Linked DNA regions of Homo sapiens: region 1 is linked to region 2. The links are chromatin loops, found by intact Hi-C in ENCODE. Cell type or tissue: PC-9. All regions are shown on one strand.

The links. A loop is a pair of places that touch in the nucleus more often than their neighbours do. Peaks named below come from ENCODE experiments on the same cell type or tissue, not always from the same donor. Only the 100,000 strongest peaks of a DNase experiment are listed, where the experiment ranks them.
Region 1: a loop joins it to region 2, with 2.8 times the contacts of the local background. A loop is called at or near these places in 2 of 110 quality-filtered maps.

The regions. Positions count from the first base shown.
Region 1 is chr1:64,979,745-64,987,744 of GRCh38, reverse strand. It overlaps LINC01359 (long intergenic non-protein coding RNA 1359), which reads left to right. Exons shown (of 7, transcript NR_119383.1): 5 at 72-482; 6 at 7,877-7,934. It also overlaps a transcript of JAK1 not described here and the pseudogene SLC2A3P2. Among named protein-coding and RNA genes, the nearest start is that of JAK1, 17 kb to the right of the region's middle. In PC-9, no CTCF peak of the experiment used is centred here; DNase peaks (open chromatin) are centred at 134 and 4,424; H3K27ac peaks cover 1,124 bases.
Region 2 is chr1:64,893,222-64,901,221 of GRCh38, reverse strand. The region is part of intron 1 of JAK1 (Janus kinase 1); the gene reads left to right. Among named protein-coding and RNA genes, the nearest start is that of JAK1, 69 kb to the left of the region's middle. RefSeq lists an enhancer at 5,457-5,526. In PC-9, no CTCF peak of the experiment used is centred here; DNase peaks (open chromatin) are centred at 2,531 and 3,001; H3K4me3 peaks cover 786 bases; H3K27ac peaks cover 4,055 bases.

The sequences.
Region 1 (8,000 bases), 87 kb before region 2:
CACAAGTCTGCCTGAAACTGACCACACTTCAAAGGACTTGCTTCTAATTGACTAATCTATTAACTTTTCAGGCTGCAGGAAGACTTAGAGGCATCATCCTGCCTTGGCTTCTGGTTGCCAAGGTGTTCTGCCTGATACCAACTTTGTCAGCAGTCACCAACTAGCCATGCTTTTCCCTTGAAGGCACATGTAGATTGCCTAACCATCCACACCAGGCAAACAATTCTTCAAATGTCATGCCCTTTGCACTTCTGTTCAGATCCAGCCTTAGAGAAGCTTGTGAAGCAATGACTGTTTTAATTGGTCTCCTGGGTACCCAGGCCTAATCCTTTACCAAGTCACTAGTTATCCCATGTTCCTTATCTGTCTGTCTATCCATCTATCCTTCCATCCTCATCCAATACTTACAGAATGCCTATGGCTGCAAATACAAGGATGACTGCTTGGTTCCTGCTGTCCATAAACTCACAGCCTGGGATAAGGTAGGGTAGAGTGAATAGATATGCAAGCAAAATAGAATGGATTGTGATAAGGGAAAGTAGAAAAGTACATGCAAAGTACTCTGGGAAACTAAAGGAGGAATTCTGCCTACCTTGAGGAACTAAGGAAGTTTTCAGGGAGTGCGTGCAGGTAACCGTAGGGTAAGATTGGCTGGGAGCCAAATTGTGCTAGACCTTGTGCACCTGACTGTGGCAATGGCTGCTTCAGCAACAGGGAGCCTTTCTTTCCTTTTGTTATTTCCCTGCATCTTACAACGTTAAGGCCTTGGTCCCTGCTAATAATAAAATAATAATCAACTTTATAAAGAGCTTACAATATGCCAGATACTGTACTAAGTGCTTTATATTTTTTTTTTGGGTGGGGGGTGGCTGTTGGGCAGTGTCTCACTCTGTCACCCAGGCTGGAGGGCAGTGGCACAATCATGGCTCACTGCAGCCTTGACCTCCTGGGCTCAAGCCTCCCACCTCAGCCTCCCAAGTAGCTGGGACTACAGGCATGCAACACCATTTTTTTGTAGAGACGGTCTCTCTCTGTTTCCCAGGCTGGTCTTGAATAACACCTGGGCTCAAGTGATCTTCTTGCCTCAGCCCTCCAAAGTGCTGGGATTACAGACATGAGCCACTGCACCCAGCTTATTATTTAACTTAATCTTCACAACAACTTTAGAAGATAGAAAATAGGAGATGCTGTAATGGTGAGAGTTTTAGAGCATTCCTGAGGACCTGGAGAAAACTTGCTGCCGAGAAGGAAATTTTGAAGGTTTCATTGGTTGAAAAAGGTGTCTCTGGAATCACACTCCTAGATCTTTCTTAAAGACTTGAAAAGAATTAGATTAGGGGCCAGGTACAGTGGCTCACACCTGTAATCCCAGCACTTTGGGAGGCCGAGGTGGGTGAGTCACCTGAAGTCAGGAGTTCGAGACCAGCCTGGCTAACATCTTGAAACCCTATCTCTACTAAAAATACAAAAAATTAACAGGGTGTGGTTGTGCACACCTATAATGCCAGCTATTTGGGAGGCTGAGGCAGGAGAATCGCCTGAACCCGGGAGGCAGAGGTTGCAGTGAGCTGAGATCGCCCCACTGCACTCCAGGCTGAGCAACAAGAGTGAAACTCTGTCCAAAAAAAAAAAAAACAATTAGATTGAGGCCATGGGGGACATAGAAGGTCACCCCATCTCTGATCTTCGCCATCACAATTGCTACAATCGGCTCTTTCCAATTTGGCTACAACACTGGGGTCATCAATGCTCCTGAGATGATCATAAGGGAATTTATCAACACTTTGAAGGACAAGGCAAATACCCCTCCCTCTGAGATGTTGTGCTTGTCCCTTTGGTGCTTGTCTATGGCCATATTCTCCATTGGTTGTATGATTAGCTCCTTTTCTGTTGGACTGTTTGTCAACAGCTTTGACAGGCGTAATTCAATGCTTACTGTCAACCTGTTGGCTGCCACTGGTGGCTGCCTTATGGGACTGTGTAAAGTAGCTGAGTTGGTTGAAATACTGATCCTGGCCTACTTGGTTATTGGCCTCTTCTGCAGACTCTGCACAGGTTTTGTGCCCACGTACATCGGAGACATCTCACCTATTGGCCTGCAAGGTGTCTTTGGCACTCTCAACCAGCTGGGCATTGTTGTTGGAATTCTGGTGGCCCAGATCTTTGATCTGGAATTCATCCTGGGGTCTGAAGACCTATGGCCTGTGCTATTAGGCTTTCCCATCTCTCCTGCTATGCTACAAAGTGCAGCCCTTCCTTTTTGCCCTGAAAGTCCCAGATTCTTGCTCATTAACAGAAAAGAAGAGGAGAATGCTAAGGAGATCCTCCAGTGGTTGTGGGGCACCCAGGATGTATCCCAAGACATCCAGGAGATGAAAGATGAGAGTGCAAGGATGGCACAAGAAAAGCAAGTCACTGTGCTGGAGCTCTTTAGAGTATCCAGCTACCGACAGCCCATCATCATTTCCATCATGCTCCAGCTCTCTCAGCAGCTCTCTGTAATCAATACTGTGTTCTATTACTCAACAGGAATCTTTAAGGGTGCAGGTGTTCAAGAGCCCATCTGTGTCACCATTGGTGTGGGTGTGGTTAATACTATCTTCACTATAGTTTCCCTATTTCTAGTGGAAAGGGCAGTAAGAAGGACTCTACATATGATAGGCCTTGGAGGGATGGCTTTTTGTTCCATCCTCATGTCTGTTTGTTTGTTATTGAAGGATGAGTGTAATGGGATAAGCTTTGTCTGTATTGGGGCTATCTTGGTCTTTGTGGTCTTCTTTGAAATTGGGCCAGACCACATTCCCTGGTTTATTGTGGCTGAACTCTTCAGCCAGGGCCCTGGCCCAGCTGTGATGGCAGTGGCCGGCTGCTCCACCTGGACCTCCAACTTCCTAGTCAGATTGCTTTTCCCTTCTGCTGCTTACTATTTAGGAGCCTACGTTTTTATTATCTTCACCGACTTCCTCATTACCTTCTTGATCTTTACCTTCTTCAAAGTCCCTGAGATGTGTTACAGGACTTTCAAGGATATCACATAGGCCTTTGAGGGGCAGGCACACGATGCAAATAGATCTGGAAGGACTGTGTCATGGAGATGAACAGTATCCAGCCTGCTAAGGAGACCACCACCAATGTCTAAATCATGCCTCCTTCAACCTCCCTCCCAGCAAGGGAAAGCCACCTCCCTGAATGAGGGAGAGACCTCATAAGGATGAACCCAGGGCTGCTTCTGAATGCTGCTACTTGATTCCTTTCTCCCTCAACAAGACTGGAGCTTGTTGAATTTTCAATGGCTTTTAAAATATTTCATTTCTTGGACATTCTCTTCTGCGTAGGAGAGACCAAGTGAACCTACCCTTCATTTCAGGAGGGATTGACCACTTGGGATACGACAACTTTGCCAGCTCTTCTCCCTTGGGTTCTAATATTGCCCTCTAGGGGATATAGGGGAGGAAAAGTAAGGTGCAGTTCCCCCAACCGCAGACTTACCAGGAAGCAGATACACACACACTGTGGGAAGGCAGACAGGGTTTATGTAAGAGCACCTTCCTCACTTCCATACAGCTGTACACAGCAAATTAACTTGAGTTTTATTTATTTTTACCTCCTGGTTTAATTACATAAATATTATGTTTTAAGTGTAATTTTGCCAAATAATGAAAACATAAGGAAACTGAGGTTAAAAGGAGGTGTTTAAAAGAGGTTATAGAGTAGAAGATTTGATGCTGGAGCGGTTAAGGTGCAATAAGGAGAATTTAGGGAGAAATGTAGTTAATTATTGGAGGGTAAATGATGTGGTGCCTGAGATCTGCACATTACCTCTTAACAATTTCTGTCCTTCAGGTGGAAACTCTTAAGTTTAATTTCTCAGAAAAGTCATATGCCTATATAATAAAGCTACTGATTTCTTTTGGAACTTTTTTCTTTAAAATTATAGTTTATATGTAGTATTACTTGAAGTCCAGGATTATTAACCAAGATGGGCATTGTAGTTAATGGCAGTTGATGGGTTCTAATTTTGGATGGAGTCCAGGGCAGGGAAAGTTATTTCTAGAAAGCCTGTTCCTTCTCACTGGACCAAACAACTCCTTCCCCTTGTAGTAGACTCATTACTTTTTAAGTAACCCCACCACCCATCTGGTGGTAGAGCCATCCAAATGAGAAACCTAAAATAATTGGTTCTTGGTAGAGGTTCGTCATTTCTCCATTTTGTTCTTTAGGAGATTTTAGGTGTTGATTTTTGTTTTACTTTGACCCATATCTTTAAAGGAATTCCAGAAAGAATGTTTATAGCTGACTTGGAATTTGTAGCCTCAGCTCTGGGAGAAGATTTTTTTCTGAACGATTATTATCTAACGTGTGTTGTTGCTTCAGGGTCACGGCATGCTTGTCTATGTCTGTTACCATGACCACCGTGGTCCTGTGCCGAGTGCCCTTAGGGGGATTGAATCTTTCCAATAGGCCATGTTTGAGATAGTATGAGTCAGTGTGCAGTGTAGCCCATACTTGAGAGTATGAATGTATGTGCACTGTCACTTTGCTCTGGGTGGAAGTAGGTTATTGTTGACTTATTTGCTCTGTGTTTATTCCCACAGCCCCCTTTTTCCTATGTTGCTGGATCTCCCTTTCCCTTCTTGGTGCTTACACATCTCAGACCCTTTAGCTGAATGCTTGCTAAAGTAAAATGCTTGAACAGTATTTTGGTTCTCAGTTCTCACTGTTCCCTCTGGTTGTTGAGGCGTCGAATAAAAATGCACATAGCAGTGGGGTTTAGCTGGAAAAGGTGACCTTCTTCCAACTTCACCTCTACTTCTGGCTCCTCAAACAGCGGGTGGACAGTAAGGCAGGGAAGTTGTTTTCTCATTTCTCACTGACCAGACTGTGAATATTTTCATATGGATTTTCTCTTATTAATGTTACTCTGGTGCTTCTTTGTTTTAAGATAAAAATTCTGAATGTACACATGAAAAAAAAAGACAGAAAATATTATCACTCCCATTTTACAGATTAAAAAACTGAGATTTAAAGTAGTAATGTACTACTCACAGCCACACAACTAGGATGAAGCAGAGCTAAAACTCAGCTCTCATTCACTGCCAAGCCTGTGGTCTTAGAGACATAAGCCAGCAGGACTTGGTGTCATTAAGGGACTGGGGAGAGTGGTTCCATTCCCCCAAATCCTCCCCCAGAGAACTTCCTCGTATTTTATAATGGTCATACCTTCAACCCTTTTACCTCCTACCTGGGCTGATTGCAATAATCTGAAAGGGCCCTGTTTGAGGGGCAATGGTAGTTACTGTGGAGAAGGGCTTCAAAGAATATGGATGGTGGTGCCAATTTACCTCCCGGACTGTGGCTGCTGCTGTGTGATGTTGGGGTAATGGTTAATCTGCTCTTGTGTGAGTCAGCTAATGCCCCTCCCAAATCACATAATGCGTTAACTCAGTTAAAAGACACCTGCCCAACTCATCTGAATGTCAGACCTGAGTGTCAGCTCCCATTTTACACTCTGTAAAAGGAAGGAGGATTTTAACTTAACACTCGAAATCTTCAAAGAATACAGTTGATCTTTTTCAGCCAACAGAAAGACTGCTTCCCTGGTTGTATGTGTGTGTGTGTGCGTGTGTGTGCGTGTGTGTGTGCGTGTGTGTGTGTGTGTGTTATTTAACTTAGTGTTGACATCAACTCTGTAGAATTGTATATGTACAGATAAGTAACTGGAAGCTCGGAAAGGTGAAGCCACTTGTTCAAGTTCATGGAGTCAACTTTCTTTTTACATCTCCAGGACACTAACTGTTGGGATAGTTTGTTTAGTTTGCATCCTAGTGGATAAGTGCTCTTCTTAGTGATGATGAAAATTTGAATATCTCTAAAGGGGCATTATTATCCTGGAGTGTGAGACAGTGAAAAGAACAGGAGCTTTGAAGCTAGGTGTGCCCTGTTAAAACTTCAGTTCCTGCTGTGTAATAGTGTAAACACTGGCAAATCACCTAATCTCACCTCAAAAGGTGATTTTGAGAATGAAAGCAGATGGCTGGGAGGTAAGGGTACTTAAATACATGTTAGTCCTTTCCAGGTCCTCATTGCTGGAATTTGAGTGGACATCTCCAGCCATCTCAAGCAAATTGATTAAATACTCAGTGCATTCTTAGAGATATTTTAATTTATTTTAATTGAAACAAACACCTGCCATGTGGCATTTTTAGGAAAATTTAGGGAAGGTCTTGTGAAACTAGGCAAATCATAAAGCTCCCACAGGTTGAGGCTCAACAGACCAATCAGTGAGGCCCATTTTACCCTGGAGGCACTGGGCCAGGTGCCACGAGCGTTCCAGGGGTGAAGGGAAAAGCCTGCCGTACTGGAACTGCAAAACATCTGGTCAAGGAGATATAGCACCAACAGAAGGAAAGACAAACAGCAATAGAAGGCATTAAAAGACACGTTTCCAAGGAATGATGTAGGCAATAAATACTGTGTGAATTCAGGACAGAGAGAGAGATCACTTAGAAAGGTCCAAAAAACCCTTCCTGACTCATTTCCTGTACTTTCTCTTTCTGTCCCTTCATAGCCCTGTGGGTTTCTCTTAGAGTTACCAGGGCACTTATCTCTGTGTAACAAGGTGGAGACAATATCGCCATTGTTTTACAGCTGGTGCCATATTTCTTCCTGAAAATAGAAGCATCTAGGCTTGGAAAAAATCAGTTGAGAAATTAGGTGTAATAGAATAAATAGGTTGGAAAATGCTTGAGGTAGAAAATTGATGCCCAACAATGATAGACTGGATTAAGAAAATGTGGCACATATACACCATGGAATACTATGCAGCCATAAAAAATGATGAGTTCATGTCCTTTGTAGGGACATGGATGAAGCTGGAAACCATCATTCTCAGCAAACTATCGCAAGGACAAAAAACCAAACACCGCATGTTCTCACTCCATAGGTGGGAACTGAACAATGAGAACTCTCGGACACAGGAAGGGGAACATCACACACCAGGGCCTGTCGTGGGGTAGGGGGAGGAGGGTGGGATAGCATTAGGAGGTATACCTAATGTAAATGACGAGTTAATGGGTGCAGCACACCAACATGGCACATGTATACATATGTGACAAACCGGCACGTTGTGCACATGTACCCTAAAACTTAAAGTATATATATATATAAAAAAAGAGTTTAAAAAAAAAAAAGAAAATTGAGACCAAGGATCCAGCTGTTAGAGGAGGGTCAACTTGCTGTGCATACTGCAGGGAGGTTTTGGAAATTTTGGGGGGCAATCTGCAATGGAGAACGCGAGGGCAAAAGGAGGGAGGGCAGAGGGAAAATGGAGAAAGCAGCCACCAGGGCAGCAGAGCTGTGATTCCTACCTACCTACATCTTCAGGGATGGCTGCCAAACCCAGGGAGCTTTGTGTGAGTGCCTTCATTGTAACATGGTGCAAAACAGAGTAGAATGAGGAGGTGGAAGTGTCCCTCCAGAAGTTACCTCACTCTTGAAAGGGCTTTACACTTCCACAGTCCAGGCACCGTGTTGAGAGTTCAAACCAAGTTTACCCAGATCTTTCAGCAACAAACAGGTCTCATCTGACTTCTGAGTTTTATCTCCAAGTCTTTTCTCTTTCCTTCTTGACCTTTCCCTCCCCTCCAAAGCTTACTTAGTACAGTGTCTGACGTATAGTAGATGCTCTACAAATATCTGTCATGCTGAATCAATATAAATATTGTATTATACATGGTTTCTGCTGTCGTGGTACCTAAAATTGAGGGAAGACAATACACGTGCATTTCAGACACAAAAATAAACCTAATCTTAACAATTCTGGGAAGGATATAAATGCCAATTAAATAGGCCTGACACTTTCCTGCCTCTTTTTCAGTGTCCTTCACGGTTCGGTTCACATTTCACAAGCCCCATGAAGTCTATCTGGATTTTCGGTAATGTTTCCTGTCTCTGAAATCTTATGACATTTATGTCTGTATCAGCCATTTGATGCTTGATTA
Region 2 (8,000 bases):
AAGGCATGCTGGGGAAGGAAATGTTTAAACATTTGCTTCTTACACAGACATTTATTGAATATCTGGCATGCCTTAGGCATTGTTATTTGGTGTTGTATGTACCCAGATAACAGCTGCAGTCCCTGCCCTCAGGGTGCTCAAAGACAGCGAAGACAGATGATTCTACAGACAGTTAGGGAGCAGGATGTAAGTGCTACTCCAAAGGTAAGCACAGGACTCTCTGAACGCCTCACTTGGGAAATGGGAGAAGTCAGGGAAACCTTGATGGAGATGATTCCTGAGCTAGGAACTGAAGGATGAGTGGGGACAGCAAAGGCTTGGAGGACAAAGTCATGCTGGATTACAGGAACTGCAGGTAACTCAGTACGTTTGGAGTTCAGGGCACAAATGGGGATGAGCCATGAGAAGTTGATTACAAGTAGCCTTGTAAGCCATGTCACCTAAGAGAGTAAGAAATAAAAGAGTTTTAGAGCATGATACTTCCAGATTAGCAGTCTAGAAATAAGACTGGCTGCATTGTAGAGACTTGGAATAGAAGCGGACGAGAATGAAGGCAGAAACTTTCAGGAGATTGTTGCAGTAATTTGGGAGATAAGTGGGTAGAGACAACAGAGTTAGAACAGAGACAACAGAGTTAGAACGATTAGGGCTTGCTCCCCAAGTGGATATGGTCGCAGTTCCTAGGACTCCAAGATCTCTGTCCACTTCGCTGTCTCACTTCATGTCAGTCTGACCCCAGCCTGCCTTCTAAGTCTTGTTTTCTTCTCTTCATGAAATGCTTAAGTCTTGTGCTTACTGTCCCCAGAACTCGCTTGGTGATTTAATGTCTGTTACCTTTGATTACACCTTTATCTTCACCTAGAATGGAGCTCATCTGTTCCCTTTACCTTCTTAGATCTCTGACTTATGAATCCTTTGGAATAATTCCATGCTAGAATGATCTCTTTGTCCTCTGAAGTCATAGCACTTAATATCTCTATCAGTCAATGACAAATAATTATGTTTTGCCTTGTCACATCTCTTAATTGCTTTGAATTGCTAGTCAATCTTGAGCCATTGCAGCAGGTAGAGAGGTGAATTGGCTCTCCTGAATTCCTACTCCCAGCCCTAATTTCCTGTATAACCCAGGGGGAATGACTTTTCTCCCCTCATTAGTGTAGTAACACATATTTGATGCAGAACACTTAGAAAATCTCTAAAAGTGTGCAAAATGAAGTAACTACTATCACAAACACCTTGGAATACTCACAGGTAATTATTCTTGTAATGTCCTCCCCATCCATTTTGTCACCGTTTCTTTAGGATTACATGTGTGCGTCTATGCATCATAGCTAGGATCATCCTATACATGCTGTTTTTCAATTTGATTTTTTCATTACCATATTGTAAGATTCTTGTGTCAAAACATAGGAGAATCTTCAAGTCCAAATTGAAAGTGGAGCTAAATTGTTCTCAGGGAGAGTTGTACAGATGAGTATCCCCTATCTGAAATGCTTGAGACCAGACAATTTTCAGATTTCAGATTTTTGGGATTTTATAATATTAGCACTATGCTTACCCATTGAGCATCCCAAATCTGAAAATTCAAAATCCTCCAATGAGCATTTCCTTCAAGAAATGTGGTAGTCAAAAAGTCATATTTTGGAGCATTTCAGACTTCAGATTTTTTGATTTGGGTTGCTCAGCCTTACCAAAAACTGAATAGTGACTATCTCTGGGAGGAGGGAGGGGAACTTTGGCTTTTCAGTGATATCTTTCTATAATGTTGAATGTGTGCATTTATGATGAGTCTAAATGATTTTTAGAGTTGTCACCCATAGTTTATAGGTGACAGTAATTTATACTTCTACCTAATCCAGGCTTATATTTACATTTAAAAAGAAGTATAACACCAACTTTACTGACTAGATAGATAAACAATTTTAATTTACTGAAATTTCACCTTTTCACCATGATTATAGGTCCTTTTTCCATTAGTTGTTTCCATTTCCTTTGCTGTCTAATGACTTAGATTTGAGTCCTAGGTAATAAATACATGTGATCTTTCACAAGTCACTTAGTGTTTCTAAGCTTTAGTTTGCTTATGAGTAGAATAAGAGGAATGATACTTCAAATTATTGTGAGGATTGAGATCAAGTATTGAAAGTGCTTTGTAAATTGTAAAAAGTATATAATTATTGATTTTTTATTGATTTTTATATTAGTCAATGGTCATGAGCAGTTAAGCCAACTTTGCTTTTTTAAAAATTCATTTGGAGAAAGACTAAAAAGGCAGAGGTGCCTTCATTAATATTTATTTTGGTGCAATGTGGGATCCATGAGATTTGGGTTTGTGCCACATTTCTGCTGCTAATTATTAGCTATATATACAGCTGAAATGCACTGAACAAGCACAGTTTTGGCCAGGCCCAGAAATGTTCAGGGAGCACCTGGCTGGACATACATCAGAGAGCTTGGTGACCTGATAAAGCATTCATGCAAGCTCCTGGAGACTGTTTAACTGGATGACAGTAGAAGGAAACTATTTATGCAAATTTTGCTAACTGAAGTTCTCCCACACCCTTGAGTCCACATTTCACAGGCTTGTGAGATGGAAATGGGTCAAAATCAGGTTCTAATAATCTCTTTGTCATCTGCAGTCATGCCTGAGAAGGTCTGATATGGTCTTCTGAATCATCAAGGGAAGGTAGAATTTCATCCAACATGACTTTTGTGCATTTGCTGTATTCAGCTCCCTGGAAACATAGGTGCCTTAATTTTATCAGTTATCCAGAACACTGAATTCTGGATAATAGAGGAACAGGGCTGTGTAAACAACTCTGCTGAGTAATAGATGGCCTCCTGGCCTCTGGTTTCTGACTCTGTATTCCCTTTTATCCAAGGACAAGATGTTACAAAAATAATTCAGAGTGACTCCCAAGGGCAGCCCCGTGAACTTGCTGGTCCCTCCGACTGTGCTAGCAGAGGAGGATGAGTCACCAGCAGCAGAATGTTGACTCTCCCAGTGCTATTAGTGGATGTCCCAGCCAGACGCGACAACCAGGAAGACAAGCTTTGGGAAAGTTCTTTCTGACTCATTAACATCATGATTTACACAAGAAAACCTCTAGCTTCTCATTTTATTTTATTTTTTAAAGAAGTTTCCTTTTTGTATGTGTGTATAGCGAGGTGGGGCAAAGGTATGGATCCCTCAAATGAATATTCAAATTAGCTCTTACCCATAGCAGTATTTGAACTGTTTGCTCAGTTAAATTTTATTGTCCTTTCTCAATGTACAGTGCCTATATATCCATCAAAGAGTAGCAGATTCATTAAGAATCTTTAAAAAGAAGGACATTATTTTTACACAGTTGAATTTCAGGTGTCCTATGCCCATGCCTTTCCCATCATTTCCTATGTGTGAGAACCCCCACCCCACGTAGCACACCTTCACATACTGGGGACTTTCCACTTGAGGAATTCACATGAATCTGGGGATCTGCATTCTCCTTGGGTAGTATCCCCTCAGAAGAAAATCCAGACTCCTTAGGGGGCATTTGTAGCCTGGGCCCAGTTTTCCTCCTTACCTCATCTTTTTTGGTTCTACACAAACCTGTTTAGTCTTCAGTCAAGTGCCTTACCCTCCGGCTTTCCTCCTCCTCCTCCTCCTCCTCCTCCTCCTCCTCCTCCTCCTCCTCCTCCTCCTCCTCCTCCCTCCCCCTCCCCCTCCCCCTCCCCCCTCCTCCTCCCCCCCTCCCCCTCCCCCCCTCCTCCTCCCTCGTCCTCCTGCTCCTCTTCTTTTTTTTTCTCTTTTTCTTTTGGGATGCAGTCTTGCTCTGTTGCCCAGGCTGGAGTGCAGTGGCACAGCTCACTGCAACCTCCACCTTCTGGTTTAAGCGATTCTCCTGCCTCAGCCTCCCAAGTAGCTGGGACTACAGGTGCTCACCACCACACCTGGCTAATTTTTGTATTTTTAGTAGGGACAGGGTTTCACCATGTTGGCCAGGCTGGTCTCAAAGTCCTGACCTCAAGTGATCCACCCGCCTCGGCCTTCCAAAGGGCTGAGATTGCAGGCGTGAGCCATCGTGCCCAACCCCACTTTCCTTCTTTTGCTATTTCTTCATGTTTCCCTTATTTGGAATGTTGTCCTCACTCAGCTCCTGTTTTCATCCTGTTTGTATCCCACCTTCTTCGTAGTGATAGTAGTAGTATTGCATGCCTGCTGTGAGCCAGTTTTCCTACTGTGTTTATGTATATATTTTTCCAAGAGTTTAAAATAAGCCTGTAAAATAATTATGATTATCCTTATTTGCAAATGAGAAAACAGTCATAGAAAGTTAAAAATTATTCAAAGCCAGCTACTAAGTGGCAGGGCTGAGGTTTTCCTGAGCCTGAACATTCAACCCCACCATGCTGGTTTTCCCTGCCGTCCTCTGGATCCGATCAAACTCACTACACCAGCCCCACTCTTAGACCTTCTCCAGACGTGCTCTTTTCGCTTGGTCGGGTGTGTCCTGTGTTTGGCAATCAGTCATGTATTATTACCTTGCTATGTGCTTGGGTTGCTAATTCTTCTTTGGCGATATATCTTTTGTTGTTTTCTTTTCTTCTTACTGAGCTGTGCATCGCAGGCTTTACACAATGCGTTTTTGTTGATTTTACTTAATTAATGATGTCCTGGAACAAGTGAGTTATTTCTCCTAGTTATATTTAGCCCAATTAGTTATTTACATCCTACCATAATATTTGCCTCCACTAATTGCTAAGTAGTCTTGCAAATTATCCTTCAGTCTTCTTTTTCTATGCTTTTATTCCTGGGAAGGAAAGACAAAAGAAGCTCCGTGGCTGGAGTCTGTAGTGTATCCCATCCCCTGCAAAGAAACCAACAGAAAAATTAAGTGGAATGACCAGGCATTGCCACTAAATAGTTTGATACTTTGAAATGGATGCCAGTTTGGCTAAATTCAAGTGTTGTCTGTTAGACAAGGGCTATTCGTAAAAGAATTGTGAATGTAAGCATGCTCTGGACTGTGCTTCAAGGATGCAAAAAAGTGTCATTGAGACTGCCTTCCTATGTGCAGAGTGGGAAAAGGAGCATTTATCTTGAGAAAGAATAACTGCATCTGATCACCGTTTTCAATTCATTGATAGGGAAATACAATTAAAGATTCCTAACCTATTTCAGGATACCCATCTACCATCTAAATCTCCAAGACTTGGATAGCTTCCCCGTTCCCGAGTAGTTCCCCATTGACAGGCATGCACTGAACTCTTCATTTACGATAACCGTTGTTTCCATGAAATACACTGAAAATTTTGCACAGTTGCAAGGTACACAGAATGGATTTTGAATTCTTTTGGTTGTACGAAGCATCCCTAGATGTGATCATGAAGTTAGACACCTGGGACTGTGAGAAAATAAGTCATGTGTAAGAAGAGTGGTTTGGCAGAATTTTAAAAATAGACCTTCCATGCTTTGTGGGTATAGTTTCTACATATTCTAGATCTTTGTGGTACCATTATATGGCTGTAGGAGGTAACCAACTGAAGAGCTTTCTGGGAGGAGAAGCTTATTGTGAAATGAAGACTGTGCATATGCGTTGTATGGGTCTCAGTCCAGCTGTTTGTATTGAAACATCATAGGCTATACATTGTGAGAAAAGAGAAGTAATCTTGTGGTAACCAAAGAAGTTTGAGGTGAAATATGTCTCACTGTTTCATATTCAGCTGGGGAATGTCTCACTGTTTTATATTCACTTTCTTATATTTGCTGAAATAAAAACAAAAATAAGGTAAATTTGATTAGTAGTAACCTTGTTGGGTCCTTTAAAACAGTGTTTTTCAAACTGTAGTCTGTTAATCTTTACTGGGCTGTGAAATCTGTTTTGTGGGTCTTGTTTAGCATTTAAAAATGTATTAAATATAAGAAAATGTAGAATAGAAGGTAGAGGGAATGGCACATAGTAAGGATCAATATCTTTTTGTGAAACTTGTATGTCATATACACACATGTGTACTACAAAATATATTTTTTACGGTGGATCATGGTCAAAAAAGACTGCAAAGCTGTTTTAAGCATGGCTGTCAGCATAGGTTCCTAGGATATCAGACAATGATGTGTAACCCTAGCTGGATTCTTGGCTGAATGCTAGGGGAAACTGGGGCAGACTGGGGAGGAGTGAGAGGTGGCACAGTGGCTCCAGAGGCGCTGTGGTGACCTGCCGATCCTGCTCTGCCCTGATGCTGCTGCCGCCTTGGTGAAGACTAAGTGCATTACTCATTATATGGATAGGGTTCGCTGAGAGCTCTGCCAGCAGTTTAAGATTGGAGTCTTTGTTGGCAGGGCAGTTTCAAAGCTGAACATAAAAACTGGTTACAGTTTTTTGGTTGAGGGGGCCAAGTGTAGGGGGGCCATGTAGAGAAAGATTTTTCTTGAGATTTCCTGGTTTTTTTTTGTTTGTTTTTTGAGACGTAGTCTTGCTCTGACACCTAGGCTAGAGTGCAGCAGCATGATCTTTGCTCTCTGCACCCTCTGCCTCCCGGGTTCAAGCGATTCTCCTGCCTCAGCCTCCTGAGTAGCTGGGATTACAGGCACCCACCACCACGCCCGGCTAACCTTTTTTGTTTTTTGTTTTTTGTTTTTTTTAGTAGAGACGGGGTTTCACCATATTGGCCAGGCTGGTTTCGAACTCCTGACCTCAAGTGATCCGCCCACCTTGGCGTCCCAAAGTGCTGGGATTACAGGCGTGAGCCATTGTGCCCCGCCTCGTTTTGTTTTGTTTTCTCTCCTAACTTACATTTTGAGGCAATAGCTGAGTACCTTTGGTGCATAGACTGAAATGGACATTTGCCATTTGGGGGGTTGTCTAGCATTGGAACCCCCTTTGTTTCTAGAGTGGTCTCCCATTGTTGCTGTGGAAGCTGAAGGAGGTGCAGACACATAACTGAGGGCAAACTAGGTTCAACCTCTTCGATTCCTCCTCGTCAGGACTTTGAATCTGGAGGGAGTGGTGCAAACATACAGAGGTGGCTTGAGATCATTCATGGAAGCAGCAGAGTTGGGAGTCCAGTCCTGGTGATGGCTGGTGACCGGTGGAGGCTGTGCGAGCAGTGGTGTCCTTATCAGGCTGTTCCTCTGTCCTTCTGTCTTTCCCTTAAACTCATTTTACCCTTAGGTAAGCAGAGCTGGTTTCTGTTGATTGTACCCAAGAACACTGAGTGGATATAGGAAGCATGTTAGATTTGTGTCTGCCCTAAATGAACTTAGTATGTGACAGGTGAGAAGAAGTAGGTGAATGCTTGGTAGACACAAATAGTAAAATTTAGCAAGGGGTGGAAGGATTCAGGGTTGTTTTCCTTTGTATTCCTTTAAATTATGGGTACCTTCAAGCTTTGTCAGATGACTTATCAGCAGGAGATTCTATGTCTTTACATTGTGACATTTTGGAAATACATGTTAATAAAAAATGAGCTATGTTAGGTGCAGTACAAAATGGTTTCAAACTTTTATAAGTTAGGGTTTGTTTTATTTGTTTCTTTTTTCAGTTTTAAGCTTTTTAAAAGCCTTGCGCATACTCACAGAAAACTGATTTCCTAATGGGTGTGAGCATTTTATTTTAGCATTAAGAGATTTAGGGAAATCTTGAATCATCATCACAACAACCCTGTAAAGTAGATACTTCTATTATTCTGAGGAAACAAACTCAACAGAGGTTAAGAAACTGGCCTAAGGTCTCAGACAGTGGGTGTTAGAGCTGGGATCTGGACCCAGGTTAGGGTGACTCCAAGAGCAGGCTTTTAACTGCTTCTATAAGGAACTTTGGAGGGCATCCAATACTTTTTCATTATGCAGGGTTTGAGCTCAGAGAGGTTAAGAGGCTTGCTCAACACCAGGCAGGTCCTAGTGGATCTGGGCTGGAACATGGGCCTCTTTCTGACTGGTGGGAAGAAGCTCTCGCACAAGCTCTGTTCCTCTTGCACCCTCCCCTCCTTTCCTTGCTGTCTGCCTTTTTCCTGCAAGA